Linked DNA regions of Homo sapiens: regions 1, 3 and 4 are each linked to region 2. Evidence: chromatin loops called from intact Hi-C (ENCODE). Cell type or tissue: IMR-90. All regions are shown on one strand. Each heading gives the region's core, and the rest is flanking DNA. Links, peaks and the distances in the headings are about the cores only. Region 1 overlaps LOC105370275 (a long non-coding RNA gene). Region 2 has its middle 64 kb from the start of LINC00382. Region 3 has its middle 73 kb from the start of LINC01080. Region 4 holds the start of LOC101927238 (a long non-coding RNA gene).

Evidence for each region. Hi-C counts contacts between places; a loop is a spot of excess contacts. Peaks named below come from ENCODE experiments on the same cell type or tissue, not always from the same donor. Only the 100,000 strongest peaks of a DNase experiment are listed, where the experiment ranks them.
Region 1: a loop joins it to region 2, with 3 times the contacts of the local background. A loop is called at or near these places in 10 of 110 quality-filtered maps.
Region 3: it touches region 2 in a loop (2.8-fold over the local background); 4 of 110 quality-filtered maps call a loop at or near these places.
Region 4: a loop joins it to region 2, with 11 times the contacts of the local background. A loop is called at or near these places in 2 of 110 quality-filtered maps.

Annotation. Positions count from the first base shown.
Region 1 is chr13:80,128,845-80,136,655 of GRCh38, reverse strand. All of the region lies in intron 2 of LOC105370275 (a long non-coding RNA gene), which reads left to right. Among named protein-coding and RNA genes, the nearest start is that of LINC01080, 120 kb to the right of the region's middle. RefSeq lists an enhancer at 3,111-3,610. In IMR-90, for the core only: no CTCF peak of the experiment used is centred there; a DNase peak (open chromatin) is centred at 3,615; H3K4me3 peaks cover 674 bases; H3K27ac peaks cover 373 bases.
Region 2 is chr13:79,932,411-79,940,221 of GRCh38, reverse strand. No RefSeq gene overlaps it. Among named protein-coding and RNA genes, the nearest start is that of LINC00382, 64 kb to the right of the region's middle. RefSeq lists an enhancer at 2,729-3,928. In IMR-90, for the core only: no CTCF peak of the experiment used is centred there; a DNase peak (open chromatin) is centred at 3,311; H3K27ac peaks cover 2,094 bases.
Region 3 is chr13:80,080,131-80,087,941 of GRCh38, reverse strand. No RefSeq gene overlaps it. Among named protein-coding and RNA genes, the nearest start is that of LINC01080, 73 kb to the right of the region's middle. In IMR-90, for the core only: no CTCF peak of the experiment used is centred there; DNase peaks (open chromatin) are centred at 3,841 and 5,001; H3K4me3 peaks cover 467 bases; H3K27ac peaks cover 497 bases.
Region 4 is chr13:80,211,681-80,219,491 of GRCh38, reverse strand. It overlaps LOC101927238 (a long non-coding RNA gene), which reads left to right and starts at 711. Exons shown (of 5, transcript XR_245450.4): 1 at 711-1,037; 2 at 1,589-1,687. RefSeq lists an enhancer at 730-1,230. In IMR-90, for the core only: no CTCF peak of the experiment used is centred there; DNase peaks (open chromatin) are centred at 3,891 and 4,671.

The DNA.
Region 1 (7,811 bases), core at 1,051-6,050, 200 kb before region 2:
AAAAGATATGAAAAGTTAGTTATTACTCAGTTAATCCAGAATTGATAAAACAAGAAAACTCAAATTCTAGAGTGTTTTGTTTTTTAATTTTATGAAAGGGAAGGAATAAGCAGAATTAATGTTTTGCTCATTCAAGTGACAACAAAATTTGTATAATGCTCTACAGGTTATAAAACTCTTATCCGAGTTAGCTCATTTAATTCTTATAATAGAAGGATGTGACTTTCCATAAAGGTTGTAGTTTCAACTAAGCCTAGGTCTCTGAATCAAATTCCATTCCTTTTTCATCCCATCGTCACTTCACTTCACTTCACTTTTACACCATGTAAGGTCTTCATGGACTGAATTCCTAAACAAACAAACAACCCCAAGACGCTACAAAGAACATGGGAGTACAGATCTCTTCAAGATCCTCATTTCAGTTTTTTAGAATAAATACCCAGAAGTGGGATTCCTGGATCACATAGTAGTTCTATTTTTAATTTTTTGAAGAACCTCCATACTATTCTTCATGGTAGGTGCATCATTTTACAATCACACCAACAGTGCCTGTGAGTTTCAATTTCTCTGCATCCTCATCAACACTTGCTACTTTCTTTTTTTTTTTGAGACAAAGTCTTCCTCTTGCCCCCAGGCTGGAGTGCAATGGCACGATCTCGGCTCACTGCAACCTCCGCCTCCCGAGTTCCAGCAATTCTCCTGCCTCAGCCTCCTGAGTAGCTGGGATTACAGGCATCTGCCACCAGGCCCAACTAATTTTTTTGTATTTTTAGTAGAGACAGGGTTTCACCATGTTGGCCAGGCTGGTCTCAAACTCCTGAGCTCAAACGATCCACCCGCCTCGGCCTCCCAAAATGCTGGGAATACAGGCGTGAGCCATGGCGCCCGACCATTAATGGCAATCTTAATAGGTGTGGGGTGATAGCTCCTTGTGGTTTCTGATTTGCATTTCCCTGATAATGACTGACAATGAGCATCTTTACATATACTTGTTGGCCATTTGTATGTCTTCTTTAAAGGCATGTCTATTCAAGTCCTTTGCCCACTTTTTTGTTTTTCTGAGATGGAGTCTCACTCTGTCACCTAGGCTGGACTACAGTGGTGCGATCTTGGCTCACTGCAACCACCGCCCCCTGGGTTCAAGTGATTCTCCTGCCTCAGCCTCCTTAGTAGATGGGATTACAGGTGCCTGTCACCATGCCCAGCTAATTTTTGTATTTTTAGTAGAGATGGGGGTTTCACCATGTTGGCCAGGCTGGTCTCGAACTCCTATCCTCTGGTGATCCACCTGCCTCGGCCTCCCAAAATGCTGGGATTACAGGCATGAGCCACCACACCTGGCCTTGCCCACTTTTTAATTTAGCTATGTGTTTGACTGCTACTAGTTGTAGGAGTTCCTTATATAATTTAAATATAACTCCTTATCAAATATATGATACTTGCAATCCTATGTTCATTGCAACTACTCACAATATCCAAGAATTGGAAATAATCTAAATGTCCATCAGTGAATGAATGGATAAAGAAAACAGGCTATATACATAAAATGAAATACTATTCAGTCATAAAAACAGGGAAATCTTGTCATATGCTACAACATGGATGAAACTTGAGGACATTACTTGATGTGAAATTAGCCAGTCACAGGACAAATACTGCATGATTCCACTTACATGAAGTATCTAAAGTAGTCAAAGTCATTAAAGAAAAAGGTATCATGACGGTTGCCAGAAAATGGGGGAAGAGTAAATAAGGAGTTGCTGTTCAATGGGTATAAAGTTTCAGTCATGCAGGATAAAAATGTTCTAGAGCTTTACTGTACAACATTGTGCTTAGAGTTAACAATAATGTACTGCACACTTAAAAATTTGTTAAGGGTATAGATCCCATTTTATGTATTTTTTTCTATAATTTTAAAAAATGAAAAACAAAAATGAAGAATGAGAGAACTAAAAAGCAAAATCTATTCAAATGATTAGTTGACTATTTCTGAATCTAAATCTACTGCAGATGACAATTCAGGCCATTACTCAGGGCCAGTCTTTGTTCCACTGATAAGCAGTTGGGGCAGTGAGGCAGGAAAGCCACCTGCTGAGAACAGGGTCTAAAAGAGACCAGAGGTGGGATACATGCAATTAACCCTTAACCTCTTCCCGGCTCACCATGATGGAGCAGCTGATTTGCCTGGCTCTCCTCCTCTCTATATTTTCATCTCTATATGCCCTTAAAATGTAGCTGCCCCAAATTCACCTCCTTTTTTGGGGAAAGTAGGTATGTATGGATCTTCATATTCTGATCGTCTTGAAATGAGTTAGGAGAAGCAGTATTTTTCTTTTCTGGTTAACAGTCAAGGAGATCTCTGGTTTATGAGAGTAAACTTGGTTACATTTTCAGCTATAAATGACTGGCTCTCTTAGGAAATACAAATGGACAGTACTTGGAGGCTGGAGGAGTATGGAAAATCTGACGAGGAAGGTGTGGACCTGGCCAGTGGAAAGCATTTTGGTGGGTCTAATGATTTTGGGAAAATCTCTGCAAGGCTGGAACATTTTGCCACACGTAAGTGGTTATTTCCTTAGCCTCTTCTACATTCACTGAGAGCTCTGTGTAGCTGATTGGAGAGTGAGAGAACTGAAAAACAGTCCCAGTATGAGTCTGTCAAGAGAGATGCTTCAGTGTAAGTAAGTTTTTCAGATGTGTTGCATGTAACAGAGCCTGGTTTCAAACAAAATCTGCCTCATTCTGGTCCATTTAATTCTTGGAAACATAATTTTATATATCCAGAAAGTCCTTTGAGCCCTTCGAGGGAGCACTGTAAAGGCTTTCACCACCACCTTACCGCCGTTCTGTCAAAGCAGGAAATCAAGTCCTGCCAAATGCAAATGAGCTCAGACTCCAAAAGGCCAAGTGTCAAGATGCAGAATGCTGCCGGATTTAGAGATCATGCCCCACATAGATATTTGAGGGTCTAACAAACTATAGAAAGTCATCCTGAACATATTGAAAATGTGTGATTTCAGAAATCCTAGCACGTGCAAAACCATTTTTATATTAGTAAGTCAGAATACCTTTCCTTCCTTTTCATGGTGGCTTCAGAACCTCCAGGGAATTTATCAGAGCCTCCTGTTACTATGGTTGTCTGCTTTCTGTTTTGGAAGAGAAAGGCTTCTTTTTGATTCACATGTCATAGCTGTTCTAAAATAATGCTGACTCAGTGTCTGAAAGATAGCATTGGCTTTGCTGAAAGAAAATAGAAACCGGTCCTCTAAAACCTACTGCTGTCCCTCAAAGAGTTAACGGAGTCAGTTCCAAAGGAGTTAGGCAACGGCTGAAACAGGATAATAAATGTGACACTCTCAGATTATCAGTAGCAAATATTTGATCTTATCAAATAACAGAGGAAGTAGTTTAGTTACAAATAAACCAATCTCTCATAAAACAAGTTTTCACACAGGTTCATTTCATTGAGCTGGAGACAGTTAGAGGCCACTTGTAGGCAGAACTCCCACTCTGTACACTCTGTAACAGCCCCTCGTGATTAATGGACAGCCAGGGGGAGGCTGCATCCTGCGGCTCCAGGCTTCATATCAGCAGAACAGCCATAAACAGCATCTCAGGATTATTGCGAGGAAGTGACTCCTCCTCTGGGAACATAGCTGGGCTTGTGCTCCTTCTCCCTCACCACCCGCCTTCTTTCTGTCCCGCTCGCTCTTTTTCCCTGTAGAGCAGAGACCATCGTGTCCTAGAAACTATAGTAGATGTCACTGCTTGGCACTTGCTGTGCAAAGAGAGGACAAGTATGTGGGTGTGAGGGGGAGGTGGAATGCTACTCTTAAAGTAACAGGGACTGTGCTAGCCAGGGCCTCGATGGAGGCTTTTTTGTTCCAGTCTTTGAAACCACTTTGGTGAAGGCATCCAACTTGGAGTCCAGAAAAAAGTACAAACACTGTTTTAGAGTAGGAAAAAAAAAGTTAGAGCTCCTTCTTTCAAAGTAAAATTCTCATTGAGATTAAGAAGAAGTAAAAAAAAAAAAAATCCTGGTAAGATTAGAGTAAATTAGCAAGTAAAAAGAAAAGGAGAGAAAGCTGGCAAATTTTTGGTGTGTGAATATCATCTCTAATGAAATAGAAATATGAATACTTCTATGTTATAATTTCATGGAAAGTTTGTTTTACTCCCCCTAAGGATTGTAAAAATAAAGCATGCAGATTATATGAAATATGGAAATAGAAACATAAAGCTGAAAAAATTCAACCATGACACCACCATTTGAAGGCAACCATTAAGAACACTTTAGTGGATTTTCTTCCAGGCTTCTTCCAACATCTTTTAAAAAGAGATTGTTGAGACCTTAACCATATGTAGAATTTTCTTTCTTACTATTTTCAGCCAACATTTTAGCATAGTCATGACCCCATCATGTTATTCAGTCTTTTCTTATGTATAATCTTCAGGTTGTAAAATATTTATTTTGCAATTTTAACAAACATAGGGCAGTTTTTAGAATAGGTATGTATTCACGCTAAAAAGCAATGCTTGACTGCTTTATTTTTCAGATGTACTCATTTATTAAAAATTATTTGCTTCGAATAAAAAATTTGTTAAATTGTAATAAAAAATTAAAGGGAAAATTCTATGCTATTATTCTCATGGTTAACTCATTAACTTTTATGTTTAAATATTCTGGGAATTGTATTTTCTGCAGAATTAGAAAAGATTCAGTCCCAATCCCCTAGCCTTATAATGTACTTAACCCCACTAATGCTCTTTCAAATGCATAAATCCAGAAGTCAAGATGAATTTTAAAGACATGACATTCACATTTACCCATTGTTCCCCCTCGACCTACAGTACCTGAATTGAGATACATTTTGCTTATATGAGATATTGGGAACTACTTTTGGTGACCATTATCTTTTCTGATCCAGGAACTGGACACATTTTCTCCCAATCAGCCTCAAAGCCATTATACATTCTCCACAGTAATTTCACTGTGTCTCTCCAACAATGCTTCCCTCTTATTTAAAACCCAAAATAAAAGTTCTGCTGGAAGTGTTTGCATAGAAATATAGTTTCTATGCAAAAACAACAGGCAACCCTCTTATTTTTCTTATCCTGAATTCATTTAAAATATGAAACTTGCCTTTTGGAATAAGATGGGTCCTTTTCCTGTTTCCAGAACAATGCCCACGAAGGGTTAAAACACTGTGGTCACTCAGTCCCTGGGGGCGGGGCTGGTGGAGACTGCACTGCCTGCTCCCAGGGCGTGGGATTCAGCTTGTTTCCAAATAGATTTCCTCTAAATTGACTTTCATTTTGATCCCTATGAGACTTACGTTAAAGGGCAAAAAATAGTTTCCTCTTAGAATAAAATCTAGACTTAACTAGATTTTTTTTTCTTGCCCCCAAATAGATGTAATTTAGAATATTTTGGTAGTTTTGAAACCTACTTCTTTTTGCAGAATCCAAACCGAACGTTAATAGGCTTCCAAACATTTTGTTACTTGTACTCAGAACTTCTTGAGAAAGCAAATCCCAAATACTGAAGCATATTGTACTTGCAAAGCACTAAATTTTAGCCCCGTGTCTCTCTTAAGAGATTTTCTTTAGGTTAACGGTAGCTCTAAATTAAAAGAAAGTTTGCAAGATAAAGAAACCTACAATTTGCACTATCAATTTAAAGAAATATTATTTCTTTACCTTTTTCTTCAAAACATTTGTAGTAAGTAAAAAAACTTACTTATGTTGAGTAACATTATATGACGATGGAAGTAAATGAACATTTATTAAGCACGATAGTACCTGCCAGGTTTTATATACACTTAAATATTTAATTTAAACCTTACAACAATAATGGCTTGGGATAGGTATTATTATCCTAGTTTTATCAACCAATTAACTGGGTGTGGTGGCTCACATATATAATCCCAGCACTTTGGAAGGCCAAAGAGGGAGGATTGCTTGAGCCCAGAAGTTCAAGACCAGCCTGGGCAACATAGCGAGGCTCTATCTTTGTGCATGCATGTGCATGCTTGTGTGTGTGCATGCGTTTGCACGCACACACACACATAATTAGCTGGGCATGGTGGCACAAGCCTGTAGTCCCAGCTACTTGGGAGGCTGAGGTAGGGGGATTGCTTGAGCCAGAGAGGTCAAGGGTATAGTGAGTCGTGATTGCACCACTGCACTCCAGCCTGGGTGATAAAGCAAGACCCTGTCTCAAAAAATGAAATAAACAATCAACCTAGTATAATTAATAAAGTCTGGAAGACAAATTATCTCAAATTTGAAAGGGAATTTATTCACTTAACAAAGGTGTTTCTTGTAACATATGACATTGAAATACAAAACTAAAAAGTGAATTCCAATCATAGTGATAAATTCTAAAAAAGGCAAACCCATTTAAAGACGCAATATTGTTTTCCTCCCCTGAAAATTCAAAATTGATATTTTTTATCGTTTCTAAGAACCATGCAAATGTTCGATGGCAGAGTCAGTCTCGAAAGTCAAGGACTAAGTGTGGATATAGTTTCAATACCATAATCTGAGGTTCCCAGCAATCCTCTTATTTTTCTTATTCTGATGAACTAAGATGTTTAATATTTTTCTCGCTCACTCTCCAGTTTCCCTGATTATTGTTATAGCTCCTTGTTGGATAATTTGCCTCAATCCGATTTCTGCATGGTCAAACCACATTTCCATTATTGGAACAGAGGACACGAAAAGCCTTGAAAGGGAGGTAGTTGAAGTAAACATGGGGGCAAGGAAGAACGCCATGTGAATCATCACTGTAGCTACTGTTTACTGAGGGCCAGCTCTGTGGCCAAGTTGGTGCCAGGTGCCTTGCTTGTAATTCTCACAGCAATTCTTATGTCTAGTTGAGGAGTTTGAGGTTCAGGTATTTAAAAACTTGCTAAAGATAAAAGCTAGGAAGTGCTAGAATTGTTATTTAAACTGAAATCTGTCTGACTTCAAAACATTGACGTTTGTAGTTGTAGTGATTTTCTAATATTCTCATTTATCACAGTTCAGAGGCAGATATTGGCAAATAAAAAACAAAAAGGACCCAAATGCATCACATCTAAAAGGTTATCAAGAAACTAGTTTATTAGAGGAGTTTGATGTTCGTTTTTCTCTAGGTCTTGAGAAAGAACTGAAAGAATCATATTTCTTTCTTGGATTTATGAGATCTCAGTCTGCGACTAGACCAGCACTTTCTCAGATCCCTTCAGTTCTGTAATTCTTTTTTTTTTTTTTTTTTGAGACGGAGTCTCACCTGTCGCCCAGGCTGGAGTGCAATGGAGCTATCTCGGCTCACTGCAACTTCTGCCTCCTAGGCTCAAGCGATTCTCCTCCCTCAGTCTCCCGAGCAGCTGAGATTACAGGTGTGTGCCACCACACCCGGCTAATTTTTTTTTTTTTAATCTTTAGTACGTATGGGGCTTCACCATGTTGGCCAGGTTGGGCTTGAACTCCTGACCTCGTGATCCACCTGCCTCAGCTTCCTAAAGTGCTGGGATTACAAGCATGAGCCACCGCTCCCAGCCTTAGCTCTGTAATTCCATGTTCTGTGTTGACTACCTCTTCTAGCTGAATATTCCATAAAGTATAACTAGAACAATTACTTGAAGGAATAAAAGTGCGTGATGATAATTAACATACAGTCTTCTACACAACCCCATTTTCCCCTAAGATTTCCAATGACAGTTGTCTTAAAATTAGGGCATATAATAGAATAAGAATCAGCTGGCTATTAGAGAACTGCATACTCTCATTGGTTTGGTTCTATTGGTTCCCTCAACTTTCAATAG
Region 2 (7,811 bases), core at 972-5,971:
AAGTGAGATTTTAAATCTATTTATTTATGTTTCTGAAGAGGATTTAAGTAATCCTGCTTTTATACAGCAGGTGCCACAGCAGACCAAAGCTTCTAATAGAATATTAGTGCAGTGAATTTATATCAAGAATGATGGCTCTTTTGAAGAATGCAATGGTACACAAACAGGAGGAAGTCCATTCGTCCCTTTAGCTCCTGCCTTCCCAGTTTACCTTCTTTTCTTCACTCCCACATTGTTAGTTTTTCCCTTTTGTGGGGAGTTGGGAGGATCTGAGATGACATGACATGTTGCTGCTCAGGGTTTCTAGGCTCTAATCCCTTAAAACAGTTATGCGCATGGGCACTAAGCAGGAAAGTACTCACACAGTGACATCATTCTGAAGTATTAAAATTTGCCACCAGAATTGTTTTCCTCTTCAGAGAATGAGAGCTACAGATAGTGATATTTTGTGTGTGTGTGTGTGTGTGTGTATGTGTGTGTCCTGTTAGGGAGAAAAAAACACTTGTAAAATTCTTAGAAACTGAAAATGCATCAGTGAATAGGTCTTTATGTTGGATATTTATGGGGAATTTGGTTTGTTTTCTGATTCTGTTTCAACTTTTAAGGAGCACCGTTAATGTGATTAATTAGCAAGAATTTATTGACGTGAAAAATCTAGACAGCCGAATATATATGATTTTTTTAAATGTATTTTTTCAGGTGAAACTATAAACTGGAGGCCTAATTAAGACCTGCTGTTTCCTGAAATTTTGTGTGCGCAGCCCTGGGAAGGAAAGTTGCACGGAGCTTTCCTTGAAGGGGTAATCTTGAGAGAAAATCCTGGCATTCTAGTCACTTCTTTCAAACATAGCCCTTACTTAAGAACCACAGTGAATTTATGTCTACGGTAAACATGAAAGCCTGTTATGGAACAGGCTTAGGGAAAACTCAAATCAACGTGATCATCATGAGTTTTGGACTTCAGCTGCTCCTAGCCAATGTTTCCAAATTTACGCTGAAACACCATTATAGATCATACAATTTTAGCCTGTTGACGTTTTCTTACCTCTTCTTTTCCCGTTACTTTGTTAAGAATGGAAGTCACTCTTCCTAACAAGAGAGAGAAAATCACCTTGCAAGAAATATAATAATTCAAAACTATTCATTGTAAAATAATTTGACTTTTGATGAGGTTGCAAAAGGCCTGAATTGAACAGATTTCTGACCAGCTCCCACTTTATCTGCTTTCATTAGAAAAAAATTTTTTCCTAATGTTGCTTTTTTATTAAATAGTTCCAAACATAAACTTTAAAACATAAGAATTAAAGAAATCTATATATTTCTAAATCTTCAAGATTTTATTAGTTTAGCAACATATTTGTATGGCTTATCCCCAATGTCTCAATCCAGTGGTGATAAAACTTCTGAAGTCCAAATTGCTTCACAATATGAGTATTTTTTACTCACTTGAAGTAAGCTTTTTTCTAATGCTTCAGGTAGAAAATAGGAACTACTTATAACTTGAGAACAGAAACCAATCTCCTAGTTGTCATTTAGTTCAACATTTTGAACTGATGTTTTTGCTAACTCACTAAATTGTAAGGTGTGAAAGTCACGGAATTTTTGTAAAAATTTTATATTTCTTTAATACTGTGAAAAGAAAACATGCCCAGTTTGCAAACCTCAATCAAGAAGCAAGTTATTTCCTTTAGATAATGCACTACGTATCAGCGCATAAGGGATCAACTCACAATATATAGTCCTGATGCATAATTCTGTATCCCCTAAGCCAGACAGCCAAAACACTTACTTACTCACAGAGAATAGCCAACACAAAAGCCCCTTTTTCCACTTCATGGGTAGGGCCTCATTATGTGCCTTCCTAAATATGGAGGGGAATTGAGGTCCCTACTTCCCTTTATAATGCTATTCAGTGCATTTGTCCAATAACTCATTGTCTCAGAAATTGTCTTGCTCACTTCCTATAGACATTCTCCTGTCTCCTCAGTGACACGTTCGTGGAGATAGACAGACATTCACAGTCGCCTCTTCTGGCTTCTCTGGCTCCACCTTGATGCATTCTTGCCTTATCCCAGACCAGGCCAGGCTCTTGCTCTGGATCTCAAAGGCCCAGGCCACATAAGGGCAGAGCAGCCACGTCAGAGCTGCTCCTGGCACCAAGAAAAATTATTTGCCCCGAGAGGCAAACACAGCCCCAGCAGTGTCCAGAGTATCAATCCCTCTCTTCTCTGTTATAAAAGGCCCTATTGTAGAAACACAAATCATTCAGAGATGGCATGTACAATGTCTAATCACTTAATAGCCACTGGGCACCTACTGGGTATGGGCCCCAAACTAGATACTGTCTGTAACCTATTCACTAGAGGGAGACAGGAAGGAATATGACACAGATTTATATTCATCTCCTGTTCTAGCCCAGTACACCATGGCCAACACACAGCCTTTGAACAAGTAGACAATTACAGCCATAATAGAGATGAGAATATTTTTATCTGTAAGTAGCAAGGTAGGGGATAGAACACAAGCTTGCTATTCACACTGACCTAATTTCGAATCCTGCTTCTATACTTAATCAACTGTGTGGCCTTGGGGAGCTTACTGAATCCCTCTGGGATTCTCTGGCCTTGTTTGCAAAAGGAAAATAATAATCTCTACACCATAAGTGCTGTGAAGAACAATGTAGAAGGTAGAAAGGCCGAAAGCTATGTGAGGTATACAGAGGACACAACAGTATTAATTCCCTTACCCATCTTTTGATTTCTAAATAACTGTCAAGACATTTTATATTCGATATCTTATTATTTGAACCTTATGCAAATCCTACTTGTATGTACTTTAATCTCAGAGATAGAATTTTAGGTCGTTGGATCTCTTTTTGTTTCCCTTTTGGAAATTTGATTGAAAAGATACACTTGTTTTCTCCAATTACCTTAGCTTTGCTCCTTGGCAAGTTTTACAAAACACCCGAAGCCATAAAAAGGGTTAATTTTATTCCAGTGTACCAGATGTCTTCAGCACCTTGACTTTAGTAATGTACTAAGAACAGTAAGTCTTTTTAATGAAAGTGAAAGGTATGCATTGTACTTAAATCTGGAGCTTTCTCCCCTGAAGAAACGCTGCCGCTGGGACTGCATCCCGCCATTTTAGACGGGGTGAGATATGTTTTTGCTTGCGTTTACCCTTCTGCAGTACATTTTCAAGCGACTGCAGTTGGTATCCAAGCAGTTAAAACTACATCAGCACTAATAGCTATGAGCTCATCTTGTATAAAGACATTTTTAGTTAAACACCACAATCTTGGGGGGAAAAACTTAGCGTGCTTAACCAGGCCAGCTTGGAATAGCTCACAATATGACGCATACCACAGGAAACAGAGTGGTATGAGGCACCTACAAAATATTTTTCAAACAAGTCATTGACGCTGTAAGCCCCATGCCTCAGCTTTAGGAAGTCACTTATTAAGAATCAACACCAGCCGTGCCAAGCTAAGCTTTTGCTCTTGGTGATTTTCCAATTGAATATTCAGGGCCCTGTCTCAGTCTTGTTTTCAGGGAAGTACATGCCTGGAATGTTAGCAAGCTATTTGCTGGAAAAAATGCCCACAACAGGCCTAATGTTGATCACATTAATGCGTTTGAGTGGGTATAGAGTGCAAATGATTGAAAATGCTTCCAGATCCCTGTTGCAGGGGACAAAGCAGGCTCTGTTCTCTGATCTGATGGTCATTTTTTTTCCAGTGGAGGATGTGGCGCAGGAAGAGGGAAGAGTGCCAATCTCTGTCTAATGGTTCCAAACAGGCCCTGGGCCTAGCTCTTTGGATGCTGATGAGTGGGAAATGAAACACAGATGGGTCAGATGGGTAAGGAGAAGGGGATTACAGGTCAGGCCAAAGAGTTGGAATAAATTAAGTGCTTATAAGGTACAGAATGGCACATTGTTTAAGTGAATGGACAGGGAAAAAACATTCCTGCATTGTTTGGTCCAGTGAGTGAACTCAACATTCCTCTTCCCAGACCAACCTAGGCCACAGAGATCCCCATCATCAGAATGTATATGAGCAACGAACCAAACTGTGGCCAAATGGTGCCTGAAATATTCTGCTATACCCCAAAGCAGCCAATTTTGTTTTATTACACAGGAGATGTAATTTATTGGGAGAAATGTTTGGGTTCATATGTCAGATCATAGAGAGTCAGATTTGGGGTTCCCTTGGGGATCCGAGGAGAAGGTGAGTAACCACAAATTAATACAGCAGGGAAATAAAGTGACAAAAGAAATGTTTCATTGTGCTTGAAATATTGAACCAATTTCCCCCTTTTTAGCCTTTTAAACCTTTGCTCACAAATCAAAGAGTAGCTCAACTTAAGAGAACTCAGCAGAAGCCTGTCATGCCCAGTAATGACAACAAAAAAGGTGAAGTCCAATGTATCCTTGGTTTTAAGTGTCTTCATGACACAGGGAAAGACAGTAAAAATGACTTTCTGAGGATGTTAGAAAATGATCGAAACTATTAGATAACTAAAAAAGAAAATGCTGATAATCATAATGGATCTGTCCATTTTGTGTTCTAGGTGTGTTAGAAAAAATCATGAAATCCCAAAGTGTATACAAACCTGATTATTCAGCATTAGGTAATTATAGGACAGGGTGGGTGAATTGTGTTTACTTGAAGGCACAAAACTAATAGAATGTTAAGGGCAGAAAGTGTTACATAAAGAAGAGCTAAAGTTGCAGTTGCCAAAAAAATTAGAAAGTTCTAAAGCTTGGAATTGATGGTTTGTTATTTTTTTCAGTATGACAGAAATTATTTTCAGAAGCTTATTTTCATACCAACCATGTTTCCATTTTATGGACTTGACCTTTACTGGAATATCCCACAGGCAAAACTGGAGACAGTGGTTGTCTGTAATCATCAGGGATGCTCATGCTTCAAGTATTAAGAGTGCCTGTTTATCAATTGGTGTGTTACAACTCCAGAGACTACAGGGAGATCATTTCAACTAATGAGTATAGAAAGTCTTGATGCAGCATATCTTTCAAAGGCTGGTAATTTTCACTGTTGTTAATTTTAGTAAATTGGTTCAGTGAGCAATATCAATTATATGTATATATCATCTTATTTTCTACAGTCTATGACTTCAAAACTAATAGCTGTATTACTTGTAATTTAAATATTTTATCTTTTCTCCTGACCTCCTCCCCTTCAAAACCTTTATTATGCTAATGCTCTGAGTCTTGAGAAGGGGATCCAGGAATAAATGACCAATTCTTTTTTTCTTTTAATTTTATTTTACTTTAAGTTCTGGGATACGTGTGCAGAACGTGCGGGTTACATAGGTATACATGTGCCATGGTGGTTTGCTCCACCTATCAAACCGTCATCTAGGTTTTAAGCCCTGCATGGATTAGGTATTTGTCCTAATGCTCTCCCTCCCCTTGCCCTCCACCCACTAAGAGGCCCCGGTGTGTGATGTTCCCCTCCCATGTGTTTTCATTGTTCTACTCCCACTTATGGGTGAGAACAGGCGGTATTTGGTTTTCTGTTCCTACGTTAGTTTGCTGAGAATGATGGCTTCCAGCTTCATCCATGTCCTGCAAGGACATAAACACATTCTTTTTTATGGCTACATAGTATTTGATATGTATATGTGCCACATTTTCTTTATCCAGAAATGACCAATTCTTAAAGCAAATTTGAGAAACAACCATAATACAAGCATCAATATTAAGAGTTTGAGGGCCAGGCCTGTAATCCCAGCACTTTGGGAGGCTGAAGCGGGTGGGAGGCTGAGGTCAGGAGTTCAAGACCAGCCTGGCCAACATGGTGAAACCCCATCTCTACTAAAAATACAAAAATTAGCCAGGCATGGTGGTGCGCATCTGTAATCCCAGCTAGTCGGGAGGCTGAGGCAGGAGAATCACTTGAACATGGGAGGCAGAGGTTGCAGTGAGCCAAGATTGTGCCACTGCACTCCAGCCTGGACAACAAGAGCGAAACTTGGTCTCAAAAAAAAAAAAAAAAAAAGGAAAGGAAAGAAAGAGTTTGAGGAAAAAAAAAAAAAGACTACAGAGAAATTTATACCTTAAGCTGAGAAAAACATAAAACTGTTATTCATTGAAAGAATGACATAGACTTATAAGAAACTAATAACCAGTTTGGGGTATTTGCTGTTTCTTTTCCAATAAAATGAATGCTATTTTTTCAGTCTCCTTCTCTCTCTTGACTACAAATAAAATAAAATAAAAAATGGCAGTGGGAAATGTTCATGGAAGAACCAGAAGGTGGAAGTTTGTGTGTTGGGGGGGTGGTGTTTAGAAATGGAGATGTCACTATGTTGCCCTGGCTGGCCTTAAATTCCTAGGCTTTTGATAATGCTTAAATGACTATGTGTTATATCATAAAATTGGAGATAATTATTTTCAGAAAAAAAATATGTAACAGGATAAGATTCCCAGGAGATTGCTGTTTTATCTAGAACACATTTTCAATGGGACGTCAGATGAGTGGGTAACAGGGCATTGGGGCTACCACGGAGTTCCAATGTGCCTTATGGAGCTAGACCCTGAAGGTGGTAGAAAGGGGAGTAACAGAGATCTCTCATGTGCCTTTGAGGATACCTGGGCCACCTGGCAAGAAGCCAGGTATTACTATTGGATGGAAAATGTCCTGAGGCTAGAAACAGCCAGTCCAACATCTAAGTCTAAGGTATAAGCCTAATTCAGGACACAGAAGCTTCCATGATAAACACTCTTAAGTTGGAAAAGCAGGCAGTAAGGGTGAGGCCATGGCTACCATCAGCTGGTACAATCTACCTGCAGCCATGCCTGACTGTCCACTCACACAGGACACATCTTTGGAGGGATGTGGCCCTTAGGTTTACCAGGTAGGAGAAAATACTAGAAAAGCACAGCTCCCTGGAGTAGTGGAATGAATCTATCATCAATACCATTCCTACAGTTATTCTGCAATTAACATGGTACAGTAGGCAACAATTAGGAAAAAAAAAAAAACTCTTAAAAAGAGCTTTATATTTTACATGCTCCAGACCCCACAAAACTCTAATTTACCCTTGGGATTACCATTTATGAGGTGGAAGTAGCAAAAGAGTTTTTGGCGAGAGAAGGGAAGTATACAATTGGTTTCTTGATATGCCTGGCTTGAAGCACTATAGAATTTAGGCAAAGCAGTCCATTTGATAGCTAAATATAGTCTCACTAGTAGGACTGAAAATCAATTCTTCTGATAAGTTCTGTACACTGGGGTACACAACTTTTGAACCACATCATATGTCTTTCATTTAACAAAGACAAGTGTAGAAACATTACACTTGATCTAGGCAGTCTTGCAAAAGTTAGTTGACAATTTCCAAGCCCTCATTATTTCATTTTGTGTGTGTGTCTTTAAAAACACATAATGCAAACAGAGATATGAAGACTGGTCTCACACTAAAGGAATTTCCTTTACTGCCAATAACTTCAGAAATAAGGAAGGAAGTATTGACTATCTTCAAAGCAGGTTCTTTATGCCATTTTCGAGTTGTGGGGACGGATTTATGCTCCTCCAGCATGCTTTTTCCCTTGACTCTTTTATAAATGAAGGCAGGTGTTCACAAGGCAGTAGACTAGGGTAAGATGTGCCCTTTGGCCATGGAGTACAGCAAAGCTATCTGTACTATAAGGGGGTTGTCGCACCTGTGCCTTGATCCTTCTTTAGCAGAGGTTTAGGACCCGTCGGCATACACTCCACATAGCGGTGTTCTGTTCAGTCTGAGGCTAGAACAGGGAGGCCCTGACATTACTATTTTTATCAT
Region 3 (7,811 bases), core at 1,784-6,783, 150 kb before region 2:
AGCTTATGCATAAGGGGCTTAAAACCTAGGTGACAAGTTGATAGGTCCAACAAACCATCGTGGCACACATATACCTATGTAACAAACCTGCATGTTCTGCACAAGTATCCCAGAACTTAAAGTAAAAACAAACAAACAAAAAACCTATAGAGAAAGTAATATATCACTATAATATTACTATTTTAAAAATCAGTTATAAAATAAGACATCTTTTGAAAGGGTTAATACATTTGATATTTCATTATTGAAGGCTTACTCTACACCCTGGCATTTTCTTGTAGGTGCTGGAAAAGATAGGCTGCAAAAGATAGGCTTGCACCATGAAGCTCTAACTCCATTAGAGAAGACACACATTTAGCCATCACAAGGTGGTATGGACACTTAAAGGTCTCCATTTACTTGATCAAAAAGTCTAGGAGAGGGGTCAGCAAACTAGACTTTCTTTCCATAAAAGGCTGGATAGTAAATATCGTAGGCTTTGGTGCCACATAGACTATGACAACTACTCAACTCTACCTTCATATTTTGAAAGCACTCATAGACAATGTTTAAACAATTGGCATGTTCCAATAAAACTTTATGGACACTGAGCTTTGAATTTCCTATACAGTTTCCCACCGAATAACAATGTTTGGGTCAAGAAGGGACTGTATTATACAACAGCGATCTCATAAGATTATAACGAAGTTCAAAAATTCTTATCACCCAGTGTTTACCATACTTTTAAAATTTATTTTATAGTCTATTCCTTCTACTTATTTTAAAAGTTAACTGTAAACAGTCCCAAGCAGGTCGTTCAGGAGAAGGTATTCCAGAGGAAGGCATAGTTATCATAGGAGATGACAGCTCCATGCGTATTATCGTCTCTGAAGGCCTTTAGTGGAGCAAGATGTAGAAGTGGAAGGCAGTCACAGTGATGATCCTGACCCTGGGCAGGCCTAGGCTAATGTATGTGTTTGTGTCATAGTTTTTAACAAAAGCCTTAAAAAGTTAAAAATAGAAAAACGCTTATAGAAAAGGGATATAAAGAATAAAACTATTCTTGTTCAGCAGTGCAATGTGTTTGCATTTTAAGCTAAGTGTTATTACAAAAGAATCAATAAGTTAAGATTAAAAAGTTTATAAAATAAAATAGTTATAGTAAGCTAAGGTCAATTATTATTGAAGAAAGAAAAATACTTTTGTATAAATTTAGTGTAGTTTCTGTATACAGTGTGTATAAAGTCTATCATAGTGTACAGTAATGTCCTAGGCCTTCACATTCGCTCACCACTCACTGACTCACCCAGAGCACCTTCCAGTTCTGCAAGCTCCATTCCCAGTAAGTGTCCTATATAGGTGTATTATCTTTTACCTTTTATGCTGTATTTTTACTGACCTCTCTTATGTTTAGATACATAAATACTTACTATATTATGGTTGCCTATAGTATTTAGTACAATAACATACTGTACAGGTTTGTAGTCTAGGTGTGTAGGAGGCTGTCCCATCTAAGTTTATGTAAGTACACACCCCAATGTTTGCTCAATGGTGAGATCACCTAATGATGCATTTCTCAGAATATATTCTTATCGTTAAGAGATGCATGACTGTACTTTGCGTATATCATAAAATCTTTTCCTTCTGATTCTTTTCAACCATTTAAAAATGTAAAAATCATGCTTTGCTGATAGTCACAGGGCATTAGAGAAGATCTAAGGAAAGAGCATCTAAACTGAGAGCTGGGGAGAAGTAAAATTAATCAAGGGCAAGTTTGGAGGAGGGGTGAATTAGAGCATACTCCTAGTTGAAGTTCCCTGAGGAGCAATAGAAAAATTTGCACAAAAGGCCAGCTGTGATGGCTCACACCTGTAATCCCAGCACTTTGGGAGGCAGAGGTGGGTGGATAGCTTGAGGTCAGGAGTTTGAGACCAGTGTGGTCAATGTGGCAAAACCCCGTCTCTGAAAATACAAAAATTAGCCAGGCGTGGTGGTACATGCCTGTAATTCCAGTTACTCGGGAGGCTGAAGCAGGAGAATTGCATGAACTTGGGAGGCAGAGGTTGCAGTGAGCTAAGATCATGCCACTGCACTCCAGCCTGAGGGACACAGCAAGACTCCGTATCAAAAAAAAAAAAAAAAAAAAAAGTTCACTCTGTTGAAGCTTTCTACCCTTAATAAAAGCAGTTCAGGATATACATAGCAAGGGGAAACTTTTTTGTAACTTTCAAATCACACAACACATGTGACCACCTAAGTTGACTACCAGGAAGACTGGACTGACTATATACGCTGAGTGTAATTTTCATTGTATTGCATTTGCCTGAAGGCCTGTGAAAGCCACAAATGATTACCTTATTTTCTTGCTACTTTGGCAAAGCAGATATATTAGTGCAGAAAATATGAGATCACAAGTGTGTGTTCATTTAACAATGCTTTGGCAATATAAGTTCCAGTTGTCCTTTAGCTCCATTGGTACAATTTTTTGTAACATTGGACAAGTCACTTTCCTTCCTTTACGTCTCCATTGGTACCCGCTAAGTAAAACCAATATCTACCATCAAGTCCACCATAGTTATCCTAAAGCACACAAAATATTCTGCCATGCATATCAAAAGAAAATCCTCAATTTTAGAGACACTAGATAAGTATGTATCTAAGAGTAAACATTCATATTGTACAAAGAATAAATTAATTCAAATTCTGATTTTAAAAAAATTCCTGGAGGATGGCTTGAGGCCAGGAGTTTGAGACCAGCATTGGCATCATGGTAAGACTCCCATCTCTACAAAAAAAAAAAAAAAAAAATTAGCCAGGCATGAGGGCATGTGCCTGTAGTCCTAGCTACACAGGAGGTTGAGGAAGGAGGATCACTTGATCCCAGGGGTATAAAGCTATAAGCTATCATCGAGCCACTGAATTCTAGCCTGGGCAACAGAGTGAGATCCTGTCTCTAAAAAATTAAATTAAATTAAAAAATTAAAAGTTACTGAGTGTGGTGTTGTATATTTGAAAATACGATATGGTTTTCACTATTTGGCTGCTCTCAAAACACGTGCATTTGGAAGCCATGGTTTTTTCAGTTTCTTTTTAAACTGATGTGGAAAATAAAGTAGATTAATAACATTCAATTTTAATCAATATCAAATTTGTTCCATGTGCTAAAATGCAAGATAATCTAGCAAAAAATAGTGAGCATGTATTTGGTGCTGGGTTCAATACTTGAGTGGAGATAAGGCAAAAAGATTTTCCTGCTAATCAAGCCAGCACTGTGTGCTTGCAATATTAATTTAACATAACCACAGTAACTAAAGTGTTAAGTGCTATCAAGGGTTTGAATCCACAAAGGTTAGTAAATAAATAAATAAAGCAGCCCTTCTGCTCATTAGGAAGCCATCCAAAGCCCGGAAGAGAGAATCAAGTTCCTAATTTATGAGTCAGCCACTTAAAAAAAAAAAAAAAAAAAAAAAAAAAAAAGAGTCAAAGCTAACACACTCATTCCAACAGCTTTTCCCATGCTGGTCTTTCTGGAAAGATAAATTCCTGCAGGATTATTTTTTGGAATTACTACCAGTAAGTTCTATTATACTGTCAGACCTAGAAAAAATTATTTCACTAGGACTTCAAACATGAGATTGAATAAATGATTATGGCAAATTGTTGTTCCTAATTAATTAAAATGATTTATATGGCATGCTGTGTAACTGAAGAATGCAAAAAGTGAAAAAAAAGAATGTCTTTGTAGTAAAGTAGATTTGTGTAAGTGGAATAAAAGCATAAGAATAAGCTTCCATGAGCGAGTTCTACAACTGAGTCATCTATTTAGCCTTCATTTTTGGCAGCATCATTGACCAGTGAGCAGGGATTTACCAGAAAATTGTTGACCACAATAATCAAATTTTGCAACAAAAATTCACAGATTGGACGTCATGCCGTTGACTATATAAGACAAGTTAGAAGACACAATCTATTTTGCTTTTGATTCTCAAAAGCAACAGTTTGTTTTATGCTTTTAAAATTCCCCATTAAAATAACTTCTGATTCTATTCTCATTGTCTCTTTTGCTCCTGGTTCCCTTCCTTCACCTCCCCTCCTGCTCCCTCCAATTCTGACCCACTGTGGTCTCCTGGCATTGTTCTGACATTTGCCTGGCAGAACATAAAACAACAAATATGTTCAATTTGAGTGGTTTCCTGCAATGTTATTCTATCAAACTGGCAATTTCCGAAAGGATTTAGAAAGGAGCATACAATTCCTCAGACACCGGGAGGTCTGACAGTGACTGCCAAAACAGTCCATGCTTTTAGCGGGCCGTAATATCTGAGCACACAAAAACATCCCTTTTTCTCAGGTTTATTTTTTATGCTTAATACCGAACAGACTTCAGAGACTTTCTAAGTGGCCAGAGAGTACTATATTTAGCACCTTAAAACTCAAAGGAGTTTAGAATATTTTGATATGCATGGTGCATGGAGATCCAATTTATTCTACAGCAGTCACCTATGGTAATGAAATGTTAATCAAGATATTTAAATTACAGCTAATGGAATGATGGCATCGTATAAGGACCAGATGTAAAATTCATTACCATAGGCTCTGTTTATTCCCTGTATAGTCATTTCCTGCTCCCCTCACCCAACATTTGACATTTCCAAGATGGTGGCAGCTTTGGAAATTTTATGATTTGATTGTGGTTTGGCTTGAGTTCAAATTATAGGGTCTGAATTTGATCAAATTAGACAACTAATGCCTCAGGCAGGAACAGTGCATGCCAATGTCAATGGTGTTAAGATGTACTATAGCATTAACTTGAGACAGAATACTGCAAACCCTTATGGTTCATAATACTTCATGTCCACAAACTATCCTTAAAACTATAATAGATGGATGTGGCCTGTGATGTATTATTATTATTTCAGCTCTTGGAGGGCTGAAATCTTTTGATCCAGAAACATGGACTTCTTGTGAGTCAATTCATTTGTGTTCACCAATGTGTACAGCAACCACATCCTTAACCCTCCCTCCTCTGCAAAAGCAGCATTGTTGAGGAGTCATGGTGGCATGCTTGTGTGACTTGTCTCATACTCTACTGCAGTTATTGTATTCATTCTTCCATTTCATGTCAAATTCTGGCACTGTGTTAAAAGACATTCCAGTGTAGTTTTTGCTTTAAAACAAGAGAAATGAGTTTATAGATTCCTGCTCAGAAGATATTTGAATAAACAAATCCTTACATTTTTATCTTTGATGAAAACTCATCTTGTTTTATTTCCCTTATGCAGGCTGTCTCATATCCTAAAATTCAGCAAGCACAAGGGACACAGTCTTTGGGCTTCATGCAGTGTGACAACATGGCCTTTTGGCAAAACATCCTAGCACCAGGCAGTGTCCTAAATAATGCCTTGTAAGTAGTTGTAAGCCCTTAGCTCTGGAAGGGCTTCCATAACTGTGTCCTCTCTCAAACTTCTGAGGTCCTGGGAGCTAGTAGAGTAAGGAAAGATGTTTAGTTTCCCTGCCTGACAGCACCCACCTCCAACCTTCCTCTCCTGCATGACTCCAAATTTCATCACTTCTCAGGTCTAAGAGGAAGGCTCTGAACAAAGCATGATGGTGTGGGAAAAAGTCACAGACTAGGACTCAGTTACCTGGTGTTTGCTTGGCAACTAACTGCATGCCCTTGAGCAAGTGATTCCACCTCCCAAGTCTTCAATTTATTCAAGTAATCAAGTAAGAGGTTACAGTCCATGATTTAATAACAGAAACAGTGACTGAATTCTTACACCTAAAACTGAAAAAATATTGAGTTAATAGCAATTAATATTGTTGAAATAGAGTAGATGTCAATTCCTCCTATATAAATAATGCCCTGCTTGCCTTTATGATACTTTTGTAGCAATTACTTTACTGTATGCATGTTAATCAAAAGATCACACTGGGCGTTTGGGACTTCACCTCTGGCTTTGGTATGAACCAGGTCTTAAATAACCGTGTGACCTCAATAGCTCACTTATTTTTCTTACCTGAAAAACAAAGAAAAGAGATCGATTTCATGGTCGCCAAAATCTCTTTGTCTGTTATCCCATAAATGATGCCTATGCTCAGCCTGGTGCCTTTGGGAAAGTCAATGAAAGCAAACATAAGATGATTAAGAGCTAAACTATGTCTTTAGCATGACACAGGTTTGCCTCAAACCTGGAAACTGGAACTCTTAGAATTAATAGCAGGAAAACAAGTTATTGTATAATTGATTTTTCCTTAAAGTATGCATTTTCATTTATCAATTACCACGTAAGAGGTCATCTCAACATTAGAGGACTTTAGTTCATAAGCATATAGCTGTTAACTTCTTGGTATATTCCAAAGTCTCTGGTCTTTTAAGTAAATCTGCTGACTTTAGTATCTAACTACCTAGTTTCCCTAGATACTATCTGATCTGTCTTGATTACTGTCAGAACCTCCGTTATAATTAGGGTTATTCCCTAGTTGAAGAGGAAAGATAAAATTATAAAACTCTTTTGCTAAAACACACCATTTCATTTGGCATATTCTGTGCTTTTCCTAATCCACCCCCAACCCCACATATTTAAAAATGAGAAGTGAGGTAAAGGATGGTTTTTTCTCAGTCCAATGGAGAGAGCTGACAAGCCAGACTAATAGCTAGTCGTAGGAGATCAGATAACATTGTCCTAAAAGGAAATGGAGGCTGGGGGTCTGCAGTTTTATTAGATCTCCAGACTGTGTGATATCCCAATTATAATATCCTTGGCTCATTTTATGCATCTTAAACTCATCCCAAAAACAATATTGAAATTATCTTTCTATCTTTTCATATGTTTAATTTTCAGAGACTTTGAGTTTGATTTTTGTAAAAAAAGATTTTATTTTTCATAAGAAATATAAGAAATATCATATACATGAAGCCTGGAGTATAAAATGATCTAGATTTCTAAATAAACTTATTTCAGTCTACAGCCATACCACCCTGAATGCGCTCAATCTCGTCTAAATAAACTCACTTCAGAAAAAATTTAAAATAGCATTTGTAACTAAGAATGTTCAGAGGAAATACTTCTTAAATATTGGAAGTTTTTCATATATATATATATATTTGTGTATGTGTCTTGTTTTCAGAAGAAAAAATGTCTCAATTCTTCTAATGAAGATCTCAAATTAATAAATTTTAGAAATCAGGATTATAATTGTGACTGTCTCACAAAATTACTTTTTTACTTAGGGAAAAATAAATACTTCAAACACTTTTCTATTTAGCAGAGTCTTTTTTAAAAATTGAATGTATGTAGTCCAATGATTAAATTATAGCTTTTTCCATTCATAGTTTGTAATTACTATTAAAAAATGAGTAAATAAAATGAACAATATTTGCTGAATTCTATAAGTTTTCAAATGTCTATGATACATTGGCAAGTGATGTATATTCAGTGATCTTGCCTGTAAAATAGGGGTTTTGTCAGCAATGACCTCAAATAGATGCATAGCTTGAGAGTTGACAGTTCACAGACATCAACTGCGATTAACTTACTGGCGTTAAATAAAAGATCTCTCACTAGGGCTAAAACCATTAATTAGTACGCAAGATGACATTTCTTTCAAACCTTCATTATGATAAGAGCTGTCAGATCCAGAAATGCCATCTGACCTTCTGATTCATGTACAATATTAACGCTTGGGAAATAATCTTTACCAATTAACCTTTGTCTTGGAATCAAATTTAAGTTGTAAGACCATAATAGACTTTACTCTTTGTAGAGAGCAGTAAAATATCAGCACTTATACATACAGGAGAAAGCAGAAATGAGATAAAGATAAAAATT
Region 4 (7,811 bases), core at 1,894-6,893, 280 kb before region 2:
GGGAAACAACACATACTGAGGCCTTTTGGAGGGTGCAGGGTGGGAGGACAGAAGGGATCAGGAAAAATAACTAATGACTACTAGGCTTAGTACTTGGGTGACAAAATAATCTATACAACAAACCTCCATGACACGAGTTTATATATAACAAACCTGCATATGTACTCCTGAAACTAAAAGATTTTTTTTTGAAGTGATAAATATAAGGTAGTATGGCATAGCTTTCAAGAATGTAGAGTCTGAGACTCAGATTTCTGGATTTCAATTTCAGCTCTATCATTTATTAATTAGGTAGTTTTGGACAAGTAATTCAACTTCTATGTGGTTTAGTTTCCTCAATTATAAAACATTGATAATTATAGTACCTGCTTAACATACTTTAATCCTAGTAGGATTAAATGAATTAAAAATATCAAGACATTGGCCAGGTGTGGTGGCTCACACCTGTAATCCCAGCACTTTGGGAGGCAGGCAGATCACCTGAGGTCAGGGGTTCAAGACCAGCCTGCCCAACATGGTGAAACCCTCTCTCTACTAAAAATACAAAATTAGCCAGGTGTGGTGGCGTGTGCCTATAGTCCTAGCTACTTGGGAGGCTGAGACAGGAGAATAGCTTGAACCCAGGAAGCGGAGGTTGCAGTGAGCCGAGATCGCACCACTGCACTCCAGCCTGGGCAACAAAGCGAGATTGTTTCAAAAATAAAAAAATAATAAAAAATAAATAAATCAAGACATTGAATGAAATCTACTATATAGGAAGTACTAAGAAATCATAGCTATAATTAACGGTTTTCCACATTGATCTAGTGATTCGTGATTAACTGCTCTTAGTGAAAAATGAAGGCCTCCTATATCACAGGTGGTCAGCATGGATATGGGTAGCTGTACTGTAAATAAGTCAGCTTCCACAGTGATTTCTCTCCACCTCCCTCCACTCCCCAAAGCGGCTCGGGATGCAAAGGAGGTATATCAGCTCCAGTGGCGGACTTCACCTGCAGAGGACCAGAAAGCAGCTTGGCCCTCCACTGCAGAGGGAGGTGAGTTTATCCTCCTGGTCCATACTGAATGGTTAGCTTTAAACAGGAAGCTTGCTCACTCTTTGAAGATAAAGCCCTACAGTGATTAGCCTGGAGGTAAATGCTGGGCTGTGGTGTCAGTTTTTCTGCCTGCAGGAGGGGTGGAGGGGACTGTAGGTGAAAGTTGACCTAAGCCCCTTGTTTTTGCTTCGTTTCTCACTCCTGCTCTCCTAGTTGTCAACTCTGAGCCCATAGTGCTACTACCAAGAGAATGGCCCACTAAGCTTCCTTGTGGGCATTCTCTGGAATGCGCGTTCTTCCCCTTTGTTTCTCTGCAGCTTTCAGCTGCTCATATCTACCCGGAATTTGTTGACGTCTCTTGTCTGCTAGTGAATACGCCTACTCCCTACCTTCCCTTTATTGTTATCAGTTTATTCTTTTTCCCACTTCCTTTGAGTCATTTTAATGTGATCTGGGGGCAAGGTTTGTGACTCAAGAGAGACATACTTTGTGCTCAGAATAAAATGTTGATCCCTCAATCCCCCTACTCCTCCTGTCTCTTTTAATTTTAGATTAAGTTTTACAATTATCCTGCAAAGGAAATATTACTATTCCAGTTCTTCATATGAAAATGAAGAAAAGCTTTAGTGTTACTCTGGATCACGTGACTGGTAAGTGATGACACCTGGACTCAAATTCAGATCTTTCTAATAAAAAATCACAAATTTTTTCCTCTAAGATCCAAGAATAGGGACTCAATATGAGGATAAACATGATAAGTACTTAATATTAAGCATTTAGAAGAAAATCAAAATATTAGTTATACAGATTTTAACACTATATGGACAAATTACTAAGATTATTATCTGAGTTTTTTAAAAAATTTAGGGCATGGATTTCTTTATGCATTGCTGGTAATGGTGTTGGGATTCTATAGTTATGGAACCCATGACAGGGAGGATTTTGAGTCTTAAGACTGGAACACCTGTGGCATGTTCTCTTCCTTTACCCGTTCCAGGCAGTGTTTATTATCAGTTCAGATATAAGCATATCTGCCACAAAGAGACCTGGACTTTTTATTCTGCTCCAAGGCCCTTTAGGTGGCAAAGGCCTTCAGCCATGTTCCCCAGAAGCAAACGCAGTATAGATGTAGAACCAGTCAGTTAATTCAAAACCACCACTCTAGCAGAGGTCTGAATTATAATTTCAATAAGAGTCACCTTTTCTCGGTCACGGTGGCTCATGCCTGTAATCCTAGCACTTTGGGAGGCTGAGGCGGGTGGATCACCTGAGGTCAGGACAAGACCAGCCTGGCCAATATGGGGAAACCTGTATCTACTAAAAACACAAAACTTAGCCAGGCGTGGTGGCAGGCACCTGTAATCCCAGTTACCCGGGAGGCTGAGGCTGAGGCAGGAGAATAGTTTGAACCTAGGAGGTGGAGGTTGCAGTTAGCCGAGATCACGCCATTGCACTCCAGCCTGGGTAACAAGAGTGAAACTCTGTCTGAAAAAAAAAAAAAAAAAAACCATCAACAACAAAAAACAAAGAGTTATCTTTTCTCTTTCTAAAACATGATGAGAAAAATGTTAAAAAGTCTGAAGGGAGTATGGATGTATGGTGAAAATACTGCTAAACATAATCCAATAACTCCTTGGATTTAGATTTGAAAAAATGGATATGCTGTTATTAGTACACCAAAAGTTATGTTTTACTGCAACTCACAACAATCTCTCAGTAAATGCAATCTGAGATGGAAAGGAAATTATCTCTGTATTTAACCAAAAATGCAATATTCAACTGTTCAATTGAGCCTAGTTGCCCTGAGTCCTGTGGTTGAGGAAAGTCATCAAACTATAGGGTACTGATTCCTTGTTACTTTTTGGATGAAATTTGTAAGTTTAGCATTTACAAATAGAACTTTGCTGGAAGATAGAGCATGCGTGTTTCTTCTGAGACTGGTGGCTGCAGCTGGACTTCTTCCTCATGACCACATTGCCGTTAAGATCAAACTTTGTCTGTGATTAGTTATCAAGAAAAATATACGGTTTTGACAATATGACTTAGCAACTTGAAAATCTTGGCTGGGTGCAGTGTCTCATGCCTGTAATCCCAGCACTTTGGGAGGCCGAGGCGGGTGGATCACAAGGTCAAGAGCTCGAGACCATCCTGGTCAACATGGTGAAGCACCGTCTCTACTAAAAATACAAAAATTAGCTGGGCATGGTGGCTCATGCCTGTAGTCCCAGCTACTCGGGAGGCTGAGGCAGGAGAATCGATTGAACCTGGGAGGCAGAGGTTGCAGTGAGCTGACATTGTGCCACTGTGCTCCAACCTTGTGACAGAGAGAGACTCTGTTTCAAAAAAAAAAAAAAAAGAAAAAAGAAAATCTTCAGGAGTTTGCAGATAAATCAAACTTGAGAAGCAGAGATATAAATATTCAGGGAAATAAATGATAGAAGAAAAAAATTCCTAACTAAATCTGAAAATATGATGAATTGATCCAGATCTCTAATAAGACAACCTATTAATACAATGTTAATACTAGTTTCCTGCCCAAAGTCACTGGAATTTTTTCTTATATACAAAAGGGCTTATTTTATTTCTCAGATATAGCACCTACTTGGTATGCTTAAACAAATAAAATTCTAGTTAATTAACGTGTGATTTTCTCTCTCTTAGCTGAAATATTTCAGTAGCCATTCATTCTATTTATTAAGATTGCTATACTTTAAAAAATTTAGATATACAAATCTGTGTATGCGTAAGAAGTAAGAAATGGGGCCCAGCTTTTGTAAAGTCAATGAATGACTACAGTTGAAAGAATACCCATGTATTTTAACAACTAGTGCTGTAGCCAAAACATGTCTGCTTACATTCTTTATTTCTCATAAGTGGAATTTCTTGTGAAAGGTTTTGTTTGTTTTGCTATACTCAGAGAAAAATGCACTCATCGGCGAGTTGGACAGGGAATTTTCTGAAAGAATAAAAAGCACATGTTCTGACCATCACCACCTGTCTTAGTCTCAGCTCAAATTTGAACCCAAAGTTTAAAGCACTTAAGAAGCATCTAAGTTTATTACTGTTGTTTATGATACAGTGGCTTCTGATTTTAAGAAGACAATCAAGGAGCCAGGAGTTGCTAGAAAGCAGTTCACTTACAAAATATAGGGGAACCTGGGTATCTTCACTTGCAACATGCATTGTAATGGAATCAATATCTCCTATCTTTTGTAATGCAGTATAATTTTATACCTATTTCGGAATGGCTACTTATTGTAGGATAAATTGGTGTTGACCTATGTTGTTCAAATACTTTGTATGTGTTCGTACAGTAATATAGTCGTGTTCAAAATAAATCCCCACTGTAATCTGTCCATACTCAAGTTGGAAAAAAAAATCTTTATGTTTGGTTGATTTACTTCTACGTCCGCTCTATAAGTGAGAATAGGACCTCCCCCACTTCCGCCCGGTTTTAGAGCTCAAATGTGTTTCAGATTAACCTCTCAAATATACAATTCAGTTAACTTGTTTAAAACATATTGATTCCCACTAGGCATTTCCACCTGGGAGGAACTGATTTCTATCTAAGTATGTAAACTTTTGCTTTTCCCCTGGCCAAACACACACACACACACACACTCACACATACAGTCACACAGTGAATGTTTTCACATTGAAACTGAAGATGTAAATGAAGGCCTGCAGTCTCTGTCTGGTTCTAGTTACAAGGTCTGTTTGTTGACATCACAGATGAAGGCCTGCTGTGTCTCTGGCTCTGTCTACTCCATTTCCCCTCTAATTAGGCTTTGCCCTCAATTAAGTTAATGATGCAACTTTCCCTATAGATCATTTGCCCTTTCAATCAATTAACAGAATATGAAGGGTGCATCCCTCCTTGGCTTGGGATTCATTTGCCCGAGGGCAGACTGTTCCGCTCCCAGAAGTACCACATAAGCAAAAGCAAGATGTTTACTATATCACATATTATCCCTGAGAAAATCAGGCCTAATAGAAGCCTTAACTAAACTGCACTTCATTATTGATTTGTGTCAGGGTAAAGAATTTATCTGAAATACTAGACCAGGTCAAAAATATTAATGGGAGTGTTGTAAATATAAGGCAGTTCAAGACAAATGTAGAGTTAATATTTTAAAACAGAAAAGACTTCTGCAATGTCAAGTGGAATTATGAAACACACACACACACACACACACACACACACACGCATACCTAAATGACCTGAACAAATACTTGAGGTTTCTATCATTTGTGGGTGAAATCACAATGGTCTCTCCCAGACAAGATTATTTTTTATTTCTCAGCCTGTACTCAAAGATTTCAGAATGCATTTAAATGTAATTTGGTTTTAAATAATAAAGATAACCACAATAAGATTATTATAGAACCCATATGTCGTCTGTACCAATATTTGAATGCTGCAAAGATCAAGATTTTAAGATAAAGTTAGCTGATGCTTTCTTAAAAGGTATGACGATTAGGTTAAAAGACAAATATGATAGTTTAGCATTTTATTGAAAGGCAGGATTGAAATAGATGTAGAACTGCAACAGGGTTCTACAAAGAATAGAAATACTAACTCTACATAGATCATAAATATCCTGTAGAATATTGTTTTGTTTAACAGAATGTGGCCATTCTGTTAAACAAAGGCATGTTTTCACATCTTTTTTTGCCCATATAATAGGTAATGCCTCTTTGTGATAAAATAGAACTTGACTTTTCTCCTCCAGCTTTATTAAATTATAATTGTCAAAAATTGTATATATTCAAAGCGTACAATGTGATGTTTTGATATGTGTAGACATTGTGAAATGATTTCCATAATCAAGTTAATTAACATATCCATCACCTCACAGGGTTGCCTTTTTGTGTGTGTGTAGTAAGAATGGTTAAGATTTACTCACTTAAGGAATTTCAAGTATTCTGTATACATTATTATAATTTTATTTATTTATTTATTTGAGACAGGGTCTTTGTCTGTCACCCAGGCTGGAGTGCAGTGGTGTTATCATGGCTCACTACAGCCTCCTCTTCCCAGGCTCAAGGGACCCTCCTGCCTCAGCCTTCCAAGTAGCTGGGACCACAAGCATGCATCATCACGTCTGGCTATATTTTTGATTTTTTGTGGAGATGGGGTCTCATTATATTGCCCTGGCATGTCTCCAACACCTGGGCTCAAGCAATCCTTCTGCTTCCACCTCCCAAAGTGCTGGGATTACAGACATGACCCACTGCGCCCAGCCTTGTGTACATTATTATTAAATAGAGTCACCATGCTGTATATTAAGTCTCCCAAACTTATTTATCTTATAACTGCAATTTTGTACACTTTGACCAACATTTTCCCATTTCCTGAATCCCTCAACTCCTAGTAACCACCCTTCTATTCTCTGTTTCTATGAGTTTGACTTTTTTAGATTCCCCATAAAGCATTTGGCACTTGATGGAAGATTCAGATAAAAAGAAATACCTCCACTAAAAAGTTGTTAAAATCTTACATTACTAACACAATCTAAGGGAACAAAAATTAGCTGGGCAAGGTGGCACATGCCTATAGTCCCAGCTACTCAGGAGGCTGAGGCAGGAGAATTGCTCGAACCCAGAAGGCGGAGGTTGCAGTGAGGCGAGATCGTGCCACTGCACTCCAGCCTAGTGACAGAGCAAGACTCCATCTAAGAAAAATAAAAATAAAAATAAATTAAAAAAATTTGTCATATTTGGATGTCAGCCTGAAGAAAGCAGGGAGTCATGGAAGGTTTTAAAGCACTCTGCATTGAACAAGCTCAGGTTATGTACACACCAGTCCAGGGATATTTAGCTTTAGCTCCTTAAGCACCAGCCATGAGTGAACACCAATGGGTTAAATTCATATTGATTCAATCTCAGCATATCCAAACCTTAACTCATGATTTCCCCTCAGAGACAATGTTCATCTTATTTCTAATTTCTCCATTTGTAGTAATGTTCTTGCCACACAGCAAAGAAACAATCATTAACAGAGCACCTTGGGGATAAAAGCAGCAAAGCCCACCTATAAAAGGTCCATTTAGACCTAGAGAAGGAGAAATGATTCAATCTAAGCCACATAGGTAGTAGGGCACAGAAATAGAATTCTAGTCCAGTTAGAAAATACTCTATAGCCATGTTTTTCTACATAATCGAAGTTAAATGATAATTAATAAAGATGACAAAAACAGTAACATTCAGGTTACTTTGGGATGTGGCACCAGGTGAGAGCATGAATCAGGATACTGAACAATACCCCAGGAAGAGATGGATGCCTTCCCTCAAGAGGAGAGCAACTCAGGTAAGAAAGAAGAAAAGTTAGGTTCCCAGAAGCCATTCTAGGGAAGGCATGCTCTATCTAGGGAGTATGAAGATTGCACTCCCTGGTACCAAAGGCATAACCCATTGCTGATACAATCAGGCTGATATTCTATAGCCATTTTGTACAATGTAAAAGCTCTTGGGCTAATGAATGAACAATTAATTTTATTACTTTCATTCCTTCTTTAATGGTTTAGAGAGTATTAACTGTAAGTAAGTAACTGATGTACAATTCAGATATATAAGCATCCAGAATTCATTGGTGATGTTTTTAAAATAACCCCCATCTGTATGTCTGCAGGCCACAATCTGTTTCATCCTTCTTCCTCTGCGAACATCATTTCACATGAAACTTCATCTGGCCTTTCTCAAACTGCTGAACTGTTTCTGGGACAGGACTGGCTCCACTTCAATTGAGTGGATGTGGAGCACTGGCGCACTAAA